2 separate regions of the Homo sapiens genome follow, and region 1 is linked to region 2. Evidence: chromatin contacts called from ENCODE Hi-C or POLR2A ChIA-PET data. All regions are on one chromosome and are shown on one strand. The core of a region is the stretch at or near the end of the contact, and the rest is flanking DNA. Distances in the headings are between cores, read along the strand shown. Region 1 overlaps AADACL4 (arylacetamide deacetylase like 4). Region 2 overlaps VPS13D (vacuolar protein sorting 13 homolog D).

Evidence for each region. Hi-C counts contacts between places; a loop is a spot of excess contacts on that map. ChIA-PET counts read pairs that join two places held with the same protein, here RNA polymerase II (POLR2A). Pooled maps may share reads with other maps.
Region 1: a loop to region 2 is called in a map of gastrocnemius medialis, with 2.2 times the contacts of the local background. The contact joins two enhancer-like sites. A Hi-C loop is called at or near these places in 1 of 168 maps with a recorded cell type or tissue (gastrocnemius medialis) and 4 of 50 pooled maps. POLR2A ChIA-PET finds 5 or more read pairs at or near these places in 2 of 52 experiments (K562 and naive thymus-derived CD4-positive, alpha-beta T cell).

Annotation. Positions count from the first base shown.
Region 1 is chr1:12,666,107-12,673,383 of GRCh38, forward strand. AADACL4 (arylacetamide deacetylase like 4) reads left to right here. Exons shown (of 4, transcript NM_001013630.2): 4 at 1-970. The coding sequence ends at 629. Among named protein-coding and RNA genes, the nearest start is that of AADACL4, 26 kb to the left of the region's middle. Within about 2 kb of position 3,650, at least 2 of the 41 ENCODE cell types and tissues checked have a DNase peak (open chromatin) inside an H3K27ac peak, as active enhancers do; they include gastrocnemius medialis, where a contact is called at or near this core.
Region 2 is chr1:12,449,671-12,456,628 of GRCh38, forward strand. It overlaps VPS13D (vacuolar protein sorting 13 homolog D), which reads left to right. Exons shown (of 70, transcript NM_015378.4): 66 at 6,328-6,460. Among named protein-coding and RNA genes, the nearest start is that of SNORA59A, 54 kb to the right of the region's middle. Within about 2 kb of position 5,026, at least 19 of the 41 ENCODE cell types and tissues checked have a DNase peak (open chromatin) inside an H3K27ac peak, as active enhancers do; they include gastrocnemius medialis, where a contact is called at or near this core.

The DNA.
Region 1 (7,277 bases), core at 2,400-4,899, 220 kb after region 2:
TGGCCGCCATCACCCAGGCCTTGGTGGGCAGATCAGATCTTCCCCGGATCCGGGCTCAGGTTCTGATTTATCCAGTTGTCCAGGCATTCTGTTTGCAGTTGCCATCCTTTCAGCAGAACCAAAATGTCCCATTACTTTCCCGGAAGTTCATGGTGACTTCTCTGTGTAACTATCTGGCCATTGACCTCTCCTGGCGTGACGCCATCTTGAACGGCACTTGTGTACCCCCAGACGTCTGGAGGAAGTACGAGAAGTGGCTCAGCCCTGACAACATCCCCAAGAAATTTAAGAACAGAGGCTACCAACCCTGGTCTCCCGGCCCTTTTAATGAAGCTGCCTATCTAGAAGCCAAACATATGCTGGATGTAGAAAATTCACCCCTGATAGCAGATGATGAGGTCATCGCTCAGCTTCCTGAGGCCTTCCTGGTGAGCTGTGAGAATGACATACTCCGTGATGACAGCTTGCTCTATAAGAAGCGCTTGGAGGACCAGGGGGTCCGCGTGACATGGTACCACCTGTATGATGGTTTTCACGGATCCATTATCTTTTTTGATAAGAAGGCTCTCTCTTTCCCATGTTCCCTGAAGATTGTGAATGCTGTAGTCAGTTATATAAAGGGCATATGATAGTAACCCTGGGGCCCCGAGGAGGAAGGGGCAAGTATGGACTCTACCAGAAACCGGGTGCTTTAGTGAGTTCTATTTTATTGACTAAAGAGGTGCTACATCAATGCTTGGGGCAGCTGGGAAGGGTGAGAAGTAAGCTAACAGTCTTGCTTAGTATTCAAGAAAATCCAAACTGTGTCTGTTTCCTTCCAGCACTAACAATGTCCATTGCTGGATCTAGCGACATTCTCTAACATTCCCATTTAGGTGAAATAAATATCAAAAGGAGAAAAAAATGCCTTTAAAAATTTCTCAAAGCCCCAACATATAAGATCTGTGCAGAATAAATGCCAACAACTGGTCATACCGTCAGTGGTGAATTTGTATCCATGAAGTCAAAGTATTGCTGGAGGGGGCATCTAATTGTTCCTGCGGCCAAAGGTCACTGGGTCAAATCTCGACTTTGATTGGCTCCAGCTGGTCTGAGAAATGCTGTTGCAATGAAATTCTACCCTTGACAATGAAGATCTCAGAGGGGATTGTGGGAAAGAGAGAGACAGGGAAAGAGGCAAGAGGAAAGGAACAGAAGAAAAGGGTGGGCTCTGGGGAGCTGTGAGCTTTGCCTGGGCTCAAGTCTTTAATCTGAATTCCAAAAGCAGACCACTGGGTACTAACAGGTAGGTTCACCAAGTCAGGGATGTCTTGAGAACCTCTGGATGCCATCTGGAATATGGAAACTGCATTTCCTAAGGCAGTAAGGTGCTAGCCTGTTTTCTTCAATGAGCTTGTATATTGTTCTCACTTTTTCTTTTTGTTTTGAGATGGAGTCTCACTCTGTCGCCTAGGCTGGAGTGCAGTGGTGCAATCTCGGCTCACTGCAACCTCTGCTTCCCAGGTTCAAGCGATTCTCCTGCCTCAGCCTCCTGAGTAGCTGGGATTACAGGTGTATACCACCAAGCCTGGCTAATTTTTATATTTTTTAGTAGAGATGGGGTTTCACCATGTTGACCAGGCTGGTCTTGAACTCCTGACCTCGTGATCCACCCACCTTGGACTCCCAAAGTGTTGGGATTACAGGCCTGAGCCACCATGCCAGACTATTCTCACTTTTATAAAGAACCAAGCCATAGCTTAGCCATGCCAATTTCTCTGCTCACAGAGAAAAGGAAGGGAATATTTGTATTGCATGTTAGAGGTGACCCACACTAGTGTTTGCTTGGGCCCATGTTTGCTAGATATACCTGTAATACCCCTGGGCCTCAGTGCTGTCAGTCTCACCAAAGTCCCACCCAAATGCTGAAGCTGGAGGCTTTCCCAACCATAGCCTCAGTGGGTACCAACGACCTCACCTATGACTGATGGAGGAGGGGGTCCTACAGAAGTCTTGGTTCTTTGCAATAAGAGCAGGCATCCACACAGTCAATTTGGGTTGGGCCCCTGGGGGCATGAGCAGACATTGTGACTAATGGATTATACGTAAGCAGCTTTGATGGAAGGGTGTGTTAAGTATCTATTGGTGTGTAACGTTATTACCACAAACATGGTGGCTTAAAACAATACACATTTATTAGCTCACAGTTTCTGTGGGTCAGGAGCCTGAGTACAGTTTAGCTGGGTTGTTGGCTTAGTCAGGGGCTGTGTTGGTAGCCTCTTGCGGGCTACAATCAAGGTGTTGGGGCTGTGGTCTCATCTGAGACTCAATTGGGGAAGGATCTACTCTCAAGCTTCGTCAGGTTGTTGGCAGAATTCAATTCCTTGTGATTATAGACTGAGGACTTCAGTTTCTTGCAAGCTGTGGTCAGAGATCAATCTCAGCTTCTAGAGGTCACCCACAGTGTCTTGACACATGAAATTCTCCAAATGACTGCAAGGGAGAGACAGACTCCAGCAAGGTAGCTACTAGAACTAATGCAAGGTAATCACAAGCACATATCACATACATGCCATCACCTTTGCCATATGCTGTTGGTTAGAAGCAATTCATAAGCCTTGTCCACCCAAAGGGATTTCATATGGGTATGACCACTGGGGAGTGGGGACCATGAGGCCACCTTAGAGCATGTCTTCCACAGAAGGCCTTACCAGAAGGTGCTGGGAAGAACAGTCAACCCAACTTCTCAGCCTGAGAAACTCAGGTTAGTCTGTAACCATTGGCCTGACTTGGAGCTAGTGACCAATGGTTCCCCCAGTAGAGTCCTCTAATCTTTCCCCAACTCTCCCTTCCCCTACTCCCATTACTCCCATCTGGCCTTCCCTGGGTGGAGTAATTTGCACCTTCTTCTAAGCTATTCCTAGCATATTTTTATGACATAAACTGTATGTCCTTGTATTAGGTAGGGTCCAATCAGGAGAAAGAAACCATATCAGCAGTCTTCTTCTTTTCTCTCAAAAGTCTTTATCAGCCTCTAAGTACAATCACATTTTCATAAGACATTTTCTACCTCTGAGAACCTAGCTAAAACTTATATCCAGGAACACTTATAAGAAATTGTGAACACAGAAGTCACTAGACACTAGTTCTGAATTGACACCAATCTTGAGGACAGTGTTTCTGTGGCTTTCCCAGTCAAAGTGGGGGCTTTCTGTAGTCAGGTGACAAATGAAGTCTTGCCTCAAGTCCAACTCACACTGGGCCCAATTTCTCCACAGACACATGTGTTCATTATATCTCTAGTGGCTCAATATATGATTGAAATAGACATATGTGGAAACTGGCAGAATCCTGCATTGGCTCTATAATCAAAGAGATGTGGGTCATTATGGCAGGAAGCACTATGTGGAAGGCCCTGGACCTTTCCCTGCCTACCAAGATAATAAGTCAGAAGCAGTGCTGCACCACACAGGGAACTACAGAGATTCATACCACCCTAGGAGACTTCAAAGAAGCACCTATCACACCCTGATCTAATTCAGCAGTTTGAAATTTGCAGAAGTCTGATCTATCTTGGAGAATGCATATGAGTGATTCTAAAATTACTCATGCAATGATTTCGACTGCAGCTGTTCTTCGAGCTGTAGCATCATACTGGAACAAGTAAACACAGCTCCTGGCACTTGGTAAGCAGCTGACCTGGCAGATGCCTTTTGTTCCATACCAACTTGTAAGGAATACCAGCAGCCACCTGCCTTTATCTGGAAGTGGTAACAGTATACTTTTACCGTCCTGCCTCAGGGAAATGCCAATATTGCTTTCTGCTCTAATATAGTCCTCAGAGATTGTAATTGCTTTGACAGTCCAGAAAGCATCATGATAATCCATTATGTTGATGGCATTATACTTATTGGATCTGTTAGGCAGGAAGCAGCATGTAGTTTAGAATACCTTAGGAAGACATATGCAAAGTGAAAGAAACTCCAAAACAATTAAGGGACAGCTACATCAGTGAAGTTTCTGGTGGTTTGGTGATGTGGAGAATGTTGAAATATTTGCTCCAAGGTGAAAGACAAGTTGCTGCATTTGTGCCATCTGCAATGAAAAATGCACAATGCTTATTAGGGCTTTTGGATTTTGAAGGCAACATATAGCACATTTGTGCCAGCTATTTCCATCCAACTAGAAAATTCCCCATAGCCTGCCTGCCTGCCTGCCTGTTTCAAGTGGGAAACAGAGCAAGAGAAGGCTCTGTAGCAAGCTCAGGCTGTTATAGAAGCTGCTCTGCCCACTTGGGAACCCTAACATTGACTGGATTGCTGGCATACTATTAATGCCAGCCAGCCATTAGAGACACTGTCAACCTGTGCCCTCCAGTGAATATAGCTTCCACTTGGTGAATCCCCAAATTGTAAACAGTGCTTTCTCTTTCTTTTTTTTTTTTCTCTCTTTTTTAGAAAGGGTCTGGCTTTGTTGCCCAAAGTCAGAGTGCAGTAGAGAGGGAATGCAGTGGTGTGATCTTGGCTCACTGCAACCTCAGCCTCCTGAACTCAAACCATCCTCCCACCTCAACCTTCCCAGTAGCTGGGACCACAGGCATGCTCCACCATGCCAGGCTAATTTTTTGGCATTTTTGGTGGTGATGGAGTTTCGCCATGTTGCCAAGGCTGGTCTGAAACTCCTGAGCTCAAGTGATTCTCCCTCCTCAGTCTCCCAAAATGCCAGGATTATAGATGTGAGCCACAGCACCTGGCAAACAGTGCTTTCTTTCAAGAAGTACCATGTATGCCCCTGGGGCTGAAGTTCTTATGTGGAAGCCACGTATTATCTTGTCCTCTTTCCCTCAAATATAGTAACTTGTATTTTTCCTAGGAGGAGAAAGCCTTGTATGTGTTTTTTTGCATATTTAAGGAAACACTGCTATGGCCCTGAGATGCACCCAGGCCAGCCTCACCTTGCCACCCAGGGTTACTGTGAACGATAGCATTACCTTAGATTTCCTTGTTATGGGCCAAGGTGGAGTCTGTGTAATTGCTATTACATCTTGCTGTGGCTAAATCAATGCTGCCGGCCAAGCAGAAAAATCAGTACAAACACTTATAAAGCAAGCCACCTAGCTTTCTAAGGTAAGCCCAGATGGTTGATCAGATTTGTTCAACTGGTCAGTTCTCCCATAGATTAGCCTGATCCTGCTGTTTGGAGTCCTGTAGATAGTAGCCTTTATTAAATACTTTACAGGATAAATTGGAGATTCCCTCCATCCCCAGCCTTTGTCAGTCAGATTAATCAGAGTGGCTAAAGGCGTGGGATACTCATGGAAAAATCTCCCAGAAGCCAAGATCAAGTAATGAGTGGTGAAGATTGCAGGGAGACCATTCTCCCTGGGTTTCTCACATTTCTGTGCCTGTTGTGAACAGAAGCACTGATGGCCTTTGATCCAGATTGTCTTTTTGAGGATGTTTGTAGAGTAATCAATCTTGGAAGATATAGTGTTTTCTCTTGCACCAGGGGGCAAGTTTATTTACTGTCTAGTATCATAAAGATACTAGATCTTTTGGATATTACATATTTGTCAGGTGGGTAGGTTGCAAAAGTTTTCTCCCATTCTGTAGGTTGCTTGTTCACTCTGATGCTAGTTTCTTTTGCTGTGCAGAAGCTCTTTAGTTTAATTAGATCCCATTTGTTCATTTTGGCTTTGCTGCAGTTGTTTTTGGTGTTTTCATCATGAAGGTTTTGCTTATGCCTATGTCCCGAATGGTATTGCCTAGGCTTTCTTCCAGGGTTTTTATGGTTTTGGGTTTTACATTTAAGTCTTTAATCCATCTTGAGTTAATTTTTGTATAAGGTGTAAGGAAGGGGTCCAGTTTCAGTTTTCTGCATATGGCTAGCCAGCTTTCCCAGCACCATTTATTAAATAGGGAATCCTTTCCCCTGTTGCTTGTTTTTGTCAGGTTTGTCAAAGATCAGATGGATGTAGATGTGTGGTGTTATTTCTGAGGTCTGTGTTCTCTTCCACTGGTTTATGTGTCTGTTTTGGTATCAGTACCATGTTGTTTTGGTTACCGTAGCCTTGTGGTATAGTTTGAAGTCAGGTAGCATGATACTTCCAACTTTGTTATTTTTGCTTAGGATTGCCTTGACTATATGGGCTCTTTTTTGGTTCCATAGGAAATTTAAGTAGTTTTTTCTAATCCTGTGAAGAATGTCAATAGTAGTTTGATGGGAATAGCATTGAATCTATAAATTACTTTGGGCAGTATGGCCATTTTCATGACTTTGATTCTTCCTATCCATGAGGATGGGCAAAGGATATGAACAGACACTTCTCAAAAGAAGACATTTATGCAGCCAATGAACATATGAAAAAAACTCAACATCACTGATAATTAGAGAAATGCAAGTGAAAATCACAACGAGATACCATCTTATGCCAGACAGAATGGAAATTATTAAAAAGTCAAGAAACAATTGATGCTGGTGAGGCTGTGGAGAAATAGGAACACTTTTACATTGTTGGTGGGAATGTAAATTAGTTCAACCATTGTGGAAGACAATGTGGGGATTCCTCAAGAATCTAGAACCAGAAATACCATTTGACCCAGCAATCTCATTATTGAGTATATACCCAAAGGAATATAAATCATTCTACTATAAAGGCACATGCACACTTAATGCACACTTATGTTTATTGTGGCACTAATCACAATAGCAAAGACACAGAACCAATCCAAATGCCTATCAGTGAGAGACTGGACAAAGAAAATGTGGTACATATCACCATGGAATACTTTGCAGCCATAAAAAAGAATGAGTTCATGTCCTTTGTAGGGACATGGATGAAGCTGGAAGCCATCATTCTCAGCAAACTAACAGAGGACAGGAAAGCAAACACCGTATGTTTTTACTCGTAAGTGGGAGTTGAACAATGAGAACACATGAACACAGGGAGGGGAACAACACACATCAGCGCCTGTCAGGGGGTGGGGGGCAAGGGGAGGGAGAGCATTAGGAAAAACACCAAATGCACGTGGGGCTTAAAACTTAGATGACGGGTTGCTAGGTGCAGCAAACCACCATGGCACCTGTATACCTAACTAACAAACCTGCACATTCTGCACATGTATCCCAGAATTTAAAGTTACAAAAAAAAAAAAGATAATAGGGAAAAGGTTAGGCAGGTTTTCTTGCTTATAGAAGATTTGGAGTCCCTGAAGGTCAGAGTTCCTCACCTGTGATGCACCCCTACCATGCACACCATCCACCTGGGCTTCTCTGTGTCATTCCCATGGGATCTGGGA
Region 2 (6,958 bases), core at 3,776-6,275:
CTTACATGACTCAAAGATGGTTTTCCTAGTAGTATACCAGCAGAGTTGAAAATGACTCTGAAATTGAAAGTCCCATACTACTTCTAAGAAACTTGTAAAAAGTGTTGGCCAAATGCTACACCAAACATTTTGCATTAATTATTCTCTTAACTCTTCAAAACAGTCCTTTGCAGGCCAGGCTCGGTGGCTTATGCCTGTAATCCTAGCACCTCGTGGGGCCGAGGTAGGCAGATCACATGAAGCCAGGAGTTCAAGACCAACCTGGCCAACACGGTGAGACCCTGTCTCTACTAAAAATACAAAAATTAGCCAGGCGTGGTGGCACACAACTGTAATCCCTGCTACGGGAGGCTGAGGCATGAGAACCGCTTGAACCCAGGAGGTGGAGGTTGCAGTGAGCTGTGATCGCACCACTGCACTCCAGCCTGGGTAACAGACTGAGACTCAGCCAGCAAAAAAAAAGAGCAATCCCTTACAGTAGAAAGTATGTGATTTTAGCAGATGGATAAACTGAGGTTCAGAGAAATTAAGCCTCTTCCACCAGCATGCGTGTTTGGTAACTGTCAGGGTAAGATTTGATTCCTTTGCTCCTGCTTGTTTGACTACATCGTGGCAACTCCCACAAAGTTCATGGCAGCCTTACTTAGAGGCACAATAGATAGTTGGGTTTTCCAAATTTATGAGTTCAGACATAGCTTATTGCAGACAATGCTGATTAGAATTAGAGCTGTGCTGGTAGCTGAGGTTTGCAGCTGTACAACCTTGTATAGTCTCTGACTTGTGGTGGTTTAACTTACAATTTTTTGACTTGACGATGACGTAAAAGCTATATGCATTCAGTAGAAACTGTACTTCAGATTTTGAGTTTTGATCTTCCTGGGCTGGTGACATGTGATCCGATTCTGTCGCAGTGCTGGGCACTAGGGCAGCCGCAGCTCCTAGTTAGCCACGTGATCATGAAGAGGGAACAAATACTCTACAGTGGGCCCTGCTGCCAGATGACTTCGCCCAGCTGTCAGCTAATGTAAGTGTTCCGGGCATGTTTAGATATGTTAGGTGTATGAAATTCATTTTTACTTAAAGCCTTTTCAACTTAAAAATGGGCTTACCCGGACGTAATCCCATCATAAGTCAAGGAGCATCTGTACTTGGAAGAATATAAAACTTCTCCATCACACTACGGAGTCCTGCCACTTCTCTCTTTTCCTGTTGTATTTGGTTACCATCTTCCCTGGTGACAAGGAAGATACTGCCACCAGCAATTACTCAGTGAGGCAAAGATATTAAAGAGGAAATTTCCATTAGGTAAATAACTGTGAAAGAAGAACCCAAGAGAAGGGAGAGAAATTCAAGCCCCAGCTCCTGTTACACTGGCCAAATGCCTTTGGCACCCCATGCTTGCTGAAGATCATAAAAGGGTCAGGTAAACTGATCAGACAGAACAGAGGAACACAGTGTGAATTTTTTCCCTTGCCCCATTCCAGTGTCTACTTGAATTTCAGTTTTAGAAAATCAACCCTTCGGAGCCAGGCCCCAAACCCAGGCTAATTTGCAGTGTCTCCATTTGTGTAGACAATGAGATTATTTTGGGAAGGAGGGTGTTGACAGAGTGTGTGTTAGCTATTCAGTAGAACTGGCATCTTGAAGTACTTCTGAGATTTTTACCCCCTTGCTGAAAATATTGCTTTATAGAAGTTAATGACTTTGGACTGTGGCCAGAATTCACAAGTATGGCATGTGTTGAAGTGAAAGGAAGGGGAAAATCATTGTCTTTGTGAGTGTAACACTAGATTTTCTGAAGGACATTTTGTTCCTTGGAACCTTTCATTTTAGCTAGAACAACATGCACTTGAAGCCTTAAGTATTTTGTGGACTTGAGATTGCTACAAAATGAGGTAGGCAGACTTAAGTCTCTGCAAATGCTCCTTCTGGTGTTAAGGTATTATAACCAAAGAGTTACAAATTGTCTGCAGATTACCTTCCAGTTGCTAGTCGCTTTCCCAGTTTAGAAGCCTAGCACACCCTGGTGCTGTTATGCCCTGCTGCAGATAGCTTCCGCTTTGCTGGGGGGATATGCCATGCCAGATGCTTTACGTGCACACTATCCCTGAATCCTCAAGACAGTCCTGCAGAATCTGATTATTCCCATTTTGCATATAAAGAAGTCAAAGTTTAGATAACATAATACTATTTTTATTGAATGTCTCATATGTATCAGGCTCTGTGCTATGTGCTTTACATGTATTACCTAATCCTTACAGCATCTTTGTAGGGAATATTTGTATCCCCATTTTGAAAAGGAGGAAAACAGAGGCCCGCAAAGGTTACTTGTCTGTGATCTCATAGCTGTTGGGTGTCACAGTCAAAATTCAAACTCAGGTGTGATTATCTTTCTATTATGCCACATCCATACTTCCCTACTGAGGTCTTGAAGGCAAGAGACAGAAACCACTTCTGATTTCTGATTCTCTGTCTCTAGCCTGCCGTACAAGTAGGGCTTCTGCACATGTTGGATTGCTTGGTTGACTGGGTGTGTAGTGGATTTGTACTTGCTCATATCGGGACTCATTTTTCCTTCGTCTGAATAATCTGGACCTCTATCTCCAGGCTTTACTTGTCACAAGACAGTGGGAGGATGGGATCATGAAGGATGGCCTGGGCCAGTCACTCCCTACATGATGGTGTAGCTCTTTTGGGTATCTCTGCCCTGTTTTGATGACCATCTTCAAAGTCAAGGACCTGGGTAAAATAGTGCTTCCAAGCTTCAGAGAAGAGCAAGGCCAGAGGGCACCCATGATGAGCACCACTGGAATTCCCTCCCTCCACAGCCCACTTGTTTTCTGCTGTCTTTGAGGGAGAAATAATGGCTGGGCAGGACTTACCTTCCCACTGAGGTGGGGAATGGGGTAGAATTAAGGATGCCTAACTAAATGCCTCCATAGTAAAAGGAGGCCACATGCTTTATGGTAGCCTGGATTCAATCCTCAGAGTGCAGTGAACTGGCCCAGGGCCCTGCCTTTACCACTGTATCCATCATTTGGCTGGCTTTGGTTTAGTTTCTGTAAAACGTCTTTCCCAGTAAAATCTGATTAACTACTCATCAATACAGGTTTGGTTGGATCATAGATTTCAACATCTACTCAAGTTTTCTGGGTTCTCAAAGCTGTATTTCTAGGGGTGAAGACTTTTGTAATGGTTGACTGTTAACAAGTGGCAAAGGACAAGTCCAGTTGGCTTGCATAAGCAATTTTTTATGGACAGAGAAACAGGAATTCAGACAGAAGTCCTACAGTAAGTTGAGATAGGTGTAGGTACCTTTCCATGGCAAAGGTCTTCATCTTACGGAAGAATCCAGCATTAGAGGGAAGAGTGATCTCTTAGGTCATCTCATCCCATCCTCCTTGGGTCAATACATTGTCTTTGTATAGAGAACACCCAGGACCCAGTTGGTGCTGGGGAGCTGAGGCTGCCACAGCAGACTTAGTTGGAAATTAAGCTTTTGGCATAGGCTCACTCATCAACTTTGGATATTAATTGATGGGAGTAGAAGAAGAGGGAGTGATATTGGGTATTCTGCCTAGATTATTCTCCCATATTCTCTTGGTGGGGGAGTATTATAGGATTTTTAACTTCCTCCTAGTTAGCTGCCAGCGATAGGTAAAGAGCACTTTACCCTATCTGTCTTCCAAGAAAGAGAATGTAAGCTCTTAGAAAGAATATAAGAGCTTGAGAGAAACAGGAAAGACCTGAATAAGACCCTGAATTGGCTGCGGTGCTCCTGGGTCTCTTCAGGTGGAGATGTGTCCCCTGGAGACACACAGGACATGGGCACGCGTCACTTAACTGTGGTTCTCACAGCGTCTGGGGCACCAGAGAGACACGTTTTTGTCTGGAACCTGAAGAACGCTGGCAGCCTACATAATTCTAAACATAGCAGGCACTCTTATTGATTCTTTCCAAAACAAAGGTCACATTTCCTTTCTGTGTAGTTTGTGTCCTGGGTTCCTGCTGACTGTTTTGTGTATACGATTGTTACCTTCTCAAAGAGACTGTCAGTTCTTGAGGGCAGGGTTCAAGGCTGCTGTTTGTTTGTGTTCTTCAGCAGTACCTAAATCTGTCCTGGGCTCAGAGGAAGTATTTAGTAAAGACATTCTACCTTGGGTTGTAGGTCACACAGTGCCAGAGCTGGAAAGGATTTTGGAAATCGTAGAGTCCAACACTCTAATTTTGTAAGTGGTACCACTCCAAAAACTTACTTGGGAGGCTGGTGTTTATCTGCTGGAAAGAGAGGATTTTATTATGTTAAACTATAGTGCAAATGACCATAATTCTAAACCTTTGACAGGCTTCCCTCAAACGCTGCAGGCATGTTCCTCCTTGGACTAGTAGCAGAGTAATAAGAACAGTAAGAATGCTAACTAGATACCAGGCCCCCGAGCCATTGTCATGAATGCTTCCAGCCACATGACAAAGTAGGTACTCTGGCTATTCTCCAGATGCAGAGGAGGCTCAGAGGTAGGTGACCTCGCTCAGGGTCATGTAGTTACCAGAATGGTCGAGGGAGGACTGAAGTTTGGTCAGATGCCCCAGCTTGTGGCCCTTCTCCTATACTGTGGTAACTCTCAGATGGGGTCTCTGACTGAAGCCACTCCTTAGTGATTCACGGTGCTAGCTTTGCAGCGTCGTGTGGTGTTTCCAGTTGTCCTAAAGGAAGTTATTAATTTTCATTAACTTTAATTCTCTCATTAGACAGGCAGTGATATGGAAGGCAAGGCAGAAAGCAAACAAATAATGATAGGGGTTACATCTCCAGAAAGGTCAGGAATCACTGCCCTAGGTTGTAAAATATTTGGACTGAGTAAAAGGCATGAGTCTTCCCATAGCTTCTTCCAGGAACTGTTGCTTTACATGGAATTGCTGCTGTGTTCACTAGTCCCTCTTCTGTGCCCAGAACTCACTGTCACATGTGTCAAGAATCCTCATGACTGAGGTTTCCAGGGCAGATCTGATCTGTGTAACACGCACCCTAACCCCCTTGCCAAAGGAGAATGAAATAGGCCCCTAGATGGCCACCCAGTTCCTGGGCCTTCCAGGCAGGCAGCTTGCCTTGAGGCTTTCCCCTGAGCCTTGTATCTAAGGAACATTCCTGTGAGTTTTCTAAGAGGTTAGTCCTGGGTCATTGGCACTTAAACCACTTGTTTTGGTAGATCCTTCCTGAGAAGGTTAATTATATATTTGATATCCTTCTCTTTTTATGCCTGAATGATGAGGATAAGTACTCTGTGGTTTATTAACTGTCACTTTAAACCTTTTCAGATTGTCTTGTGACAAAACAGAGTTTTATGTCCTTTTTATCCCAGCTTTGATGGATGAGACAGCTTTTCTGGTTAAAGTATGCCAGGATAAATAAAATCTCTGAATTGTGGAAAGGGTGGGTTTGCATTTGAAATCATGAGTTCAAGTCTGCCACCTCCTATGAACGGTGACCTAACCTGTTAATCTTTCCATCGATTTCGTTTTTGGCTTTTGACAAATGGAGCTTGGCACCTCATAGGTACTCAGTAATTATTGAATAAATGAAAGACAGCATTACTGGAGGGAGTTTGATGTCTCCAAATATTTGATACCAAACCCTAAAGCAACAATCTGACACATTTCCTGTTTTGAATTCCACTAATTCTTAGAGCAAAGAGCCTATGTTCTTACCATGATACAGTCCTGAAGCTCACTTCTCCCTCAAGACTATTTTGTTATACCTCTGATTTTTTCAGTAAATTTGGAGTAGTATTCTGGAAAGTGAATGTCATTAAAGATTTTTAGTAGTTGCTTTGCAAAGCCTAGTGTCCTCCATTGTATGCATCCCCCAATTGGTATGTGTCCAGTCCTTTTGAGAACCACTCAACCTGGGGCAGACAGTATAGGTAACTGCATTTAAAATATTTAAATTTATTTATATTTAAATTATTGGCCAGGCACAGTGGCTCACGCCTGTAATCCCAGCACTTTGGGAGGCCTAGGTGGGCAGATCACTTGAGGTCAGGAGTTCGAGACTAGCCTGACCAACATGGTGAAACCCCATCTCTGCTAAAAATACAAAAATTAGCCAGGTGTGGTGGTACACACCTGTAGTCTCAGCTACTCGGGAGCCTGAGGCAGGAGAATCACTTGAGCCTGGGAGGCGGAGGTTGTGATGAGATGAGATCACACCACTACAGACCAGCATGGGCTTATCTAATTGTATTTAATTTAAATTTATTTAAAGTAATTCAAATAGTAAAAATAGTGCCAAGACTTTAAAACTCTTCTCCTGCTTTTAACTCCTTCTAGTTTGCTGGAACATTATCAGATGGCTTAGGGAAGACGATGGACAATCGGCATCAGTCAGAGCGGGAGTACATCAGGTACCATGCAGCCACAAGTGGTGAACACCTTGTAGCCGGCATCCATGGCCTGGCTCATGGTAAGTCATGGGTGACATCAGGCTCTGCTGCTGCTGGTCCTCAGAGGCGCCTTTGTATCAATCTGATTGCAGCTATAAAAAAAGAAAGGTGGGCTGGGCGCGGTGGCTCATGCTTGTAATCCCAGCATTTTGGGAGGCCTAGGAGAGTGGATCATGAGGTCAGGAGTTTGAGACCAGCCTGGCCAACACAGTGAAACCCCGCCTCTACTAAGAATACAAAAATTAGGCCAGGCACAGTGGCTCAATCCTGTAATCCCAGCATTTTGGGAGGTCGAGGCGGGTGGATCATTTGAGGTCAGGAGTTTGAGACCAGTCTGGCCAACATGGTGGAACCCCATCTCTATCAAAAATACGAAAATTAGACAGGCGTGGTGGTACATGCCTGTAGTCCCAGCTACTCGGGAGGCTGAGGCAGGAGAATTGCTCGAACCCTGGAGGCAGAGGTTGCAATGAGCTGAGATCGTGCCACTGCACTCCAGCCTGGCAACAGAGCAAGAC